Linked DNA regions of Homo sapiens: region 1 is linked to region 2. Evidence: chromatin contacts called from ENCODE Hi-C or POLR2A ChIA-PET data. All regions are on one chromosome and are shown on one strand. Each heading gives the region's core, a stretch centred on a gene start or an enhancer-like site at or near the end of the contact. The rest is flanking DNA. Distances are from core to core; before and after follow the strand shown. Region 1 overlaps TRD-AS1 (TRD antisense RNA 1). Region 2 has its middle 220 kb from the start of TRD-AS1.

What was found. Hi-C counts contacts between places; a loop is a spot of excess contacts on that map. ChIA-PET counts read pairs that join two places held with the same protein, here RNA polymerase II (POLR2A).
Region 1: POLR2A ChIA-PET joins it to region 2 with 18 read pairs in PC-9. The contact joins two enhancer-like sites. A Hi-C loop is called at or near these places in 1 of 168 maps with a recorded cell type or tissue (Caco-2). POLR2A ChIA-PET finds 5 or more read pairs at or near these places in 1 of 52 experiments (PC-9).

The regions. Positions count from the first base shown.
Region 1 is chr14:22,387,997-22,391,008 of GRCh38, forward strand. All of the region lies in intron 2 of TRD-AS1 (TRD antisense RNA 1), which reads right to left. It also overlaps TRA. Among named protein-coding and RNA genes, the nearest start is that of TRD-AS1, 93 kb to the right of the region's middle. RefSeq lists an enhancer at 14-514. Within about 2 kb of position 1,400, at least 4 of the 41 ENCODE cell types and tissues checked have a DNase peak (open chromatin) inside an H3K27ac peak, as active enhancers do; they include PC-9, where a contact is called at or near this core.
Region 2 is chr14:22,264,470-22,267,604 of GRCh38, forward strand. It overlaps TRA and the pseudogene TRAV37. Among named protein-coding and RNA genes, the nearest start is that of TRD-AS1, 220 kb to the right of the region's middle. Within about 2 kb of position 1,307, at least 2 of the 41 ENCODE cell types and tissues checked have a DNase peak (open chromatin) inside an H3K27ac peak, as active enhancers do; they include PC-9, where a contact is called at or near this core.

The DNA.
Region 1 (3,012 bases), core at 150-2,649, 120 kb after region 2:
AGGGGGACACTGTGGCTTCTGCTGCCGGGCTTAGTCCCAGCAGGCGTCTGCTGCTCTCTGGTCCCCCTGGCAGCCCTCGGGGGCTCATTTATTCAGAAGCCCCATTACCGCGAGACAATTCTGCGGTCTGACCTTTCACCACAAATCCCAAATGGGAAAGGGAGCTCTGGGAATTTTAAAGAGCAAACCACACTTGCTTCTCCAGCAAAATTGAAAAGATACAGCATAACTAGAGTGCATTCAGGTGCACATAGATAGGGAAACACGGTTTCCATGCTGCCCCAAACAAAAGGAGGGAGTCCAGTCCTGCCGACTGCAGGAAACAGCCTCACTCGGAAGACACACTTTTTCTTGGGAGAGTGTTCCCAGGTCCAGAGCAGGCAGGGATTGCGCCCACTTCCCCACTTCTCACACTTTTCTCCAACCCCACCACTCAGTCTGACTATTCCTTTATTTAATTCTTCCACACTCCCAAACCCAGGGGCTTCATAAGGCCTTCAGGGTAGCTGAGGAACAGAGAACAGATTATTCAGTCCAGGCAACTAGTCCTTGTCTCAGGCCCAACAAGAAACTGTTATCTTATTAACCTGAAAGCCCAGAACTCTCAGGACTTCTCAGAGTCACTCATGAAGCCCCTTAACAGTCCTGAAATGAAGATAAATAATACAGCCATTTTTCGTACAGAGAAACTGAGGTATAAAACTGAGATCAGCTGCAGCTCTCCTGGTCCCCATTGCTTTCCCACAGATTCAACCCTCTGAAGCATCCTCCAGTGAAAATGTAGTAGCAAGATTCACCCTACCAGGATTTCTCTCCCCCTCTTAGAAAATTACTTCCTGCGCTAGAAATCCTCACTTGTCTGTGTGACTTTAGACAACTTGCTTAACCTCTCTGTGCCTCACTTATCATCTGTAATTTGAGGGACTAGAACCAGATGATGACTAAGGCCCATTCCAGCTCACAGTCTTGTGGCTAATTTCCCAGTCCTCTGCCAGCCCTCAAAGAGAGTTGTATGGGACACTTTTTCCAGCAACAGCCAAACTCAACAGGAGCAAGCAGAATTTCCTTCTCCAATTGAGAAGCAATGGGGTGGTGGTTGGAGTCTTGTTGATGTCCTTTGTCCTCGGAGTGAGGCAAACAGTGAGGCTTCAGATGTTATTGGCACTAACAGCAGGGCCTGGAGGTGGCCACACTCTTGTGGAAGGACCATGCAGAGCTGTCCCTGTGGGCAGTGTAGGTGCATAGCCAAGACTGAGGGATGTTTTAATAACTACTTCTCAATAAGAAGTCCTATTTTATTCTGCACAGGGGTGTGGACCCAATCCAGGTCTCCCAGGAGGAATCTACTCTCACCCATAATAGGGGATTGGTTCAGCTCAGCTGCGCTCACAAAGGGCTATACAGCATGCAGCAGTACAGGCAGCTCCCCGCAGCTCCATGTGAAAATGACTCACAGCAGTTATGAACATCAAACCTCCTTTGATGTGTTCCCAGACATGAAGAACAGCCACGGGAGGAGGAGACGGACTCTGGTTGCTAGCTCTGTGGGGTGGCGCACAGAGGGCCTGGACACATCTGGTACCATCCTGAAGCTCCAGGAGAAATTCAGGCTGGGTAATTACCTAGGACTTCCTAGGATAACAGAGCTTCTTTCATCTATCTCTCTCCCTCCCTCTCACTGTCTTTCTGTCTCCAGCTACAAGGGAATTAGATTCTCCAAGGAATTACAACCTGTTTCTGTACCTTCACCTTTCCCGAGGAGATAACAATTCACATCCCTGAATAAAAGTTGTTTTATTGAGCACAAAATGAATGCACCCCCCTCGCTCAGCATCTGTGCCAATTGCCTTAAAGCTATAGACCTGGCCTCCATCAGCCAAGTGAAAGGATTTTCCTCTGTCATGGCCATTTCCAGACTCTCAGCCTTTTGAGTAGCCACATGGTACCTTGTCCTCCTAATAGGCTCTCAATGATGATTGAATACAAAGGCTCTAATTCTCTGTTGCATTGGCAGCTCCCAAGACTGGGTCGATCACAATCGTCCACAGCAGAAGACAGCGGTGCTGACGGTCAAATGAGCATCAGGGCACACAGCAGAAGGGGAGGGTCAGCCACTGTCCCTTCATGCCCATTTCAACAGAAAGCTTATTTATATGCAAGAGGTGTTCCCCTTCCAGACAGGGTTCAAGAGCACATTGGTCCCTGGAAACTTGAGCAAAGTCTTCACGGTTATAGAAGGGAGTGGCAAAGGACATGTAGGAGAGAATCAGTTCCACCCCATGCCTGCACATTTCATTTTCTGAAATGAAAAGCTCTCATACACTCACAGAGATCTGCACATACCCACACATGGAAATAGCATAAACAGCTACTCTTTACTGAGCAGTGACCACGTGTCAGGCACAATGCCTCGGGCTTCACATGCATCATCTCTAATCCTCATCGACGTTCTGGGTGTGGGAGTGAAGGCATCCCTGTTTTATGGATGAGGAACCTAAGGTCAGAAAGGCTAAGAAACTTTCTTAAGATTGAACAACTATGGTAGAAGAGCTACAATTCTAGATGGTTGGATTCCAAAGCATCATCTCTTAACCACTGTACTATGGGGCAATATGCTTATAAGCAAGTGCTTACTCTGTTGGAGGCACTGGGGTTATGAGATAGTGCAGGAAAGACATAGTTATTCACTTCGCAAAGCTTCATTTTTACCGCACACTCATGCACACAGTGCTACACACACACATGCAGAGTTACTATAACTGTGGTGTCTTCCAAGAGCCCTGTCACTAAGGTATCCTCAGTGTCGTACTCTCAGTCCTCCTGCACTTGAACCACAGTTTGAATTGTGCATAGGGTAAAGACTGAGGTCTTCTACAGAAAGGCCTAAGCTGCTTGAACTTTACAGACAATTATGTGAGCAATTCAACCTTTTATACATTATGCTGTAGTTACCCAGCTCCTGAACTAGTCATCAGGTATTTTATTTGTTTTTTAACGTGATCAGGAAGTTTC
Region 2 (3,135 bases), core at 57-2,556:
ACAGGAGAAGGTAGAGTCCAGTCTTACCCAAACCCTGCATGTCCAGGAGAAAGCTAACTCTAGTCTAAGCTACAAAAAACGAAAAAAAAAAAAATTCTCCTTGTTTTACATAATTTCATACACAAAAAAGAATGGAAGAGTAATATCCACAATTAACATCAAAGATCCTCTTATTCTTCATAGACTCAGTGTAGAGGCTCAGACACTTATGTCATGACCACAGAAAGAAATGAAGGAAGAAAAGAATGAGGATAGATTTGCTAGGGCCAGGGCTTTACCCAAGAAATATAGCTGAGAAAATGTGGGAGGGTAATAGGTAGGCACCTATGCTCCACAGGATGAGACCTGGATGCAAAGAACAGATGAGAGCTTTCTTCCCTATCCTCTCCTCATCTTGAGTCCCTAGTCATTGCTGCAAGTACAGGAAACCATAAAACAGAGTTTCAGAAAACTAATATGTAAAACATGAGAAATTACCAGTGTGCACAGGTGCCCAGAGCTAAATATAAAGCACTTGGATATTTGCAAAAGCACTAGCATGCTCAGAGTTAGCCAGTTACTAGACTGCTTTCTCACACCTGAAAACATCCTAAAAGAAAGGATACTACATTTTCCTCCTTTGTCTTTTTAACGAGAATTTGGAAAAGGTCTAACTCTTTTAACTTATTTAAAGCTGCTGAGATTGAGACATATAATACAGCTCTGGTAGAAAAATAATCAATTAAGGGAAATAATCAGATCTTCTCTCAACCTATTCCTACCCCCCTCAGAATGTACTACAGTGCCATAGAGGCAAAAAGCCTGCATAATTCTTTAAAGGTGAGGGGAGTGAGGGAGTTTCAGGTGTAAAGGATTTTCAGACAGTCATAACTGGAGAAACTTTCCTTTTAACACTGTTTGCTTTCTTTCTTTTTTGTTTGCTCCTCACCTCTCTGTATGTTCCGTCTACCTTTCATTTCAACATAACGAGTTACTTTATATTAAGGGGGAAATGAAAAAACAATTTTTTTGAGTTCAGACCACCTGGGGGCAGTGCTTCCTTTGACAGAGGCACTGCCAGAAACTAGAACAAGGGGAAGGGAACAGCAGGAGGAGGGCATTCAATGATGTGTGTGATGTAACAGTGAGGTTTTGATTATCCGTAAAAACAATGAAGATTCCCCAAAGGCTACCCAACCAACAGAACCAGAAGACTCTAGAACAGTGAACTAGGCCCAGTGAACACGGCCAAATCTAGGTCTCCAAACTGAATCCACAGAGGCTCCAGGAAAAGGAAAGAATGGAAACTCCACTGAGCACTCTGCTGCTGCTCCTCTGTGTGCAGCTGACCTGTGAGTCAGGCGAGTCATGAGGAGGGGAGGAATCAAGTAGGGGCGGCCAGGGCATTGAAATTTAGAAAGATCCCGGGGACAATCTTGGGTCTAGTCTCAGGAATGTAAAACAAATAATGAAACTGATGAACAAACACACTATATATATGAAAATGTTTCATTCCTCCTAAGCAGGGTCAAATGGACAACTGCCAGTGGAACAGAATGCTCCTTCCCTGAAAGTCAAGGAAGGTGACAGCGTCACACTGAACTGCAGTTACAGAGACAGCCCTTCAGATTTCTTCAGTGGTTCAGGCAGGATCCTGAGGAAGGCCTCATTTCCCTGATACAAATGCTATCAACTGTGAGAGAGAAGATCAGTGGAAGATTCACAGCCAGGCTTAAAAAAGGAGACCAGCACATTTCCCTGCACATACAGGATTCCCAGCTCCATGACTCAACCACATTCTTCTGCGCAGCAAGCACACAGTGCCCACAGTCACCTGCACCCGGTACCTAAAGCTTGCTGAGGGGCCTGGGCACACCTCCTTTTATAAGGGCCCTGGGGCACTGACTATAACTCTGCTGCATACAAAGGGAAATATGAGGGACTGTTTTATAACATAATATCAAACATTTCATTTGAAGACCATGTGAGGAAGGATAGTGTTTTCAAATACCATCTAAAGTACTTTGTTTCTCAGTGTGAGGCCCTTCCTTTGTGAAAACTAGCCCAAAAACTAGAGGCTAAATATCAAAAAGGAGAGAGCACTAAAGAACAAAGAAAGAACAGGGTAAAATTCTTGTCTTTGAGCTTCTTTGTAGACTTTTACAAAGATATAGAAAATACAAAATCTTGAAAGCCATGACCATCAAATTCAGTAGTGAAAGGAAAAATATTTTGACATGCCAAAAAGATTGGCTTAGAAGATCAAGTACCAAAATCTGAGGGAAAATTGTACAAAGCATTTAAAGGAAAAGAGAACACAACATGGTAGAAAAGCTGTCTTCTCCTTAAAAGGGATAAAATGCCAACCAGCTAGCTAGAAAGGAAGTCAATGATGTGAGGAGAGGTCATAAACAGTGAGTCCAGCATCCTGCTCTTTTCTAGGGTCAGAGCTCTGAGCAGGTAGGGTGGGAGGAGGGTGAGTCACATTTAGCAATGACTCTGAACTGAAGGAACAGTGAATTTTGGCAAAAACTGTTTTGATCATTGTGTCTTATATCAATACTCACAAGAAAACGCCCATTACAGAGGAAGCATTCAACAACCATGTGGACAAGACGGTCGGTCCAAAGCATGTCAGCCAGCCAGAGAATGTCTGTGCTTGTCAATTTCTTGAACAATAGACCCATGAATAGATTAGCTGAGGTGACAGATTGAGTTTCTTTATAAGCCCAGAAGCATGGGTTTTCTCCCACCAAGACAGATTCAGCTACTTCTGCTGCTGTCACAGGACTTTTCCTTAGTTCAAAGACAGGGTTCTTTTCCCATGGGCACGAAAATTCAGGCTCGCAAACAATTTGAATGGTGAGTAAGACACGGTTTTATTGGGTGAAGAGGAAGAAAAGGGGGAAACAGGGACTCTTACAAGGCCAGAGTCCCTGCTAGAGCACTTCCCACCCCGCAGTTCGAATCCCAGGTTCCACACAGGAAGAGGAGGAGCCTGGCTCCTCCCCACTGCAAAGGATGCCAACTTCTGCGGCTCCACCCCAGTGCACAGGCTGCTTGGAATTTCTCTAGGGACCCCCTCCCACCTGGCTGTCTCACTACCAAATGTCCACCCTGTCAGCAGTAAATACAACACTGAGCCTTCGATGTGGA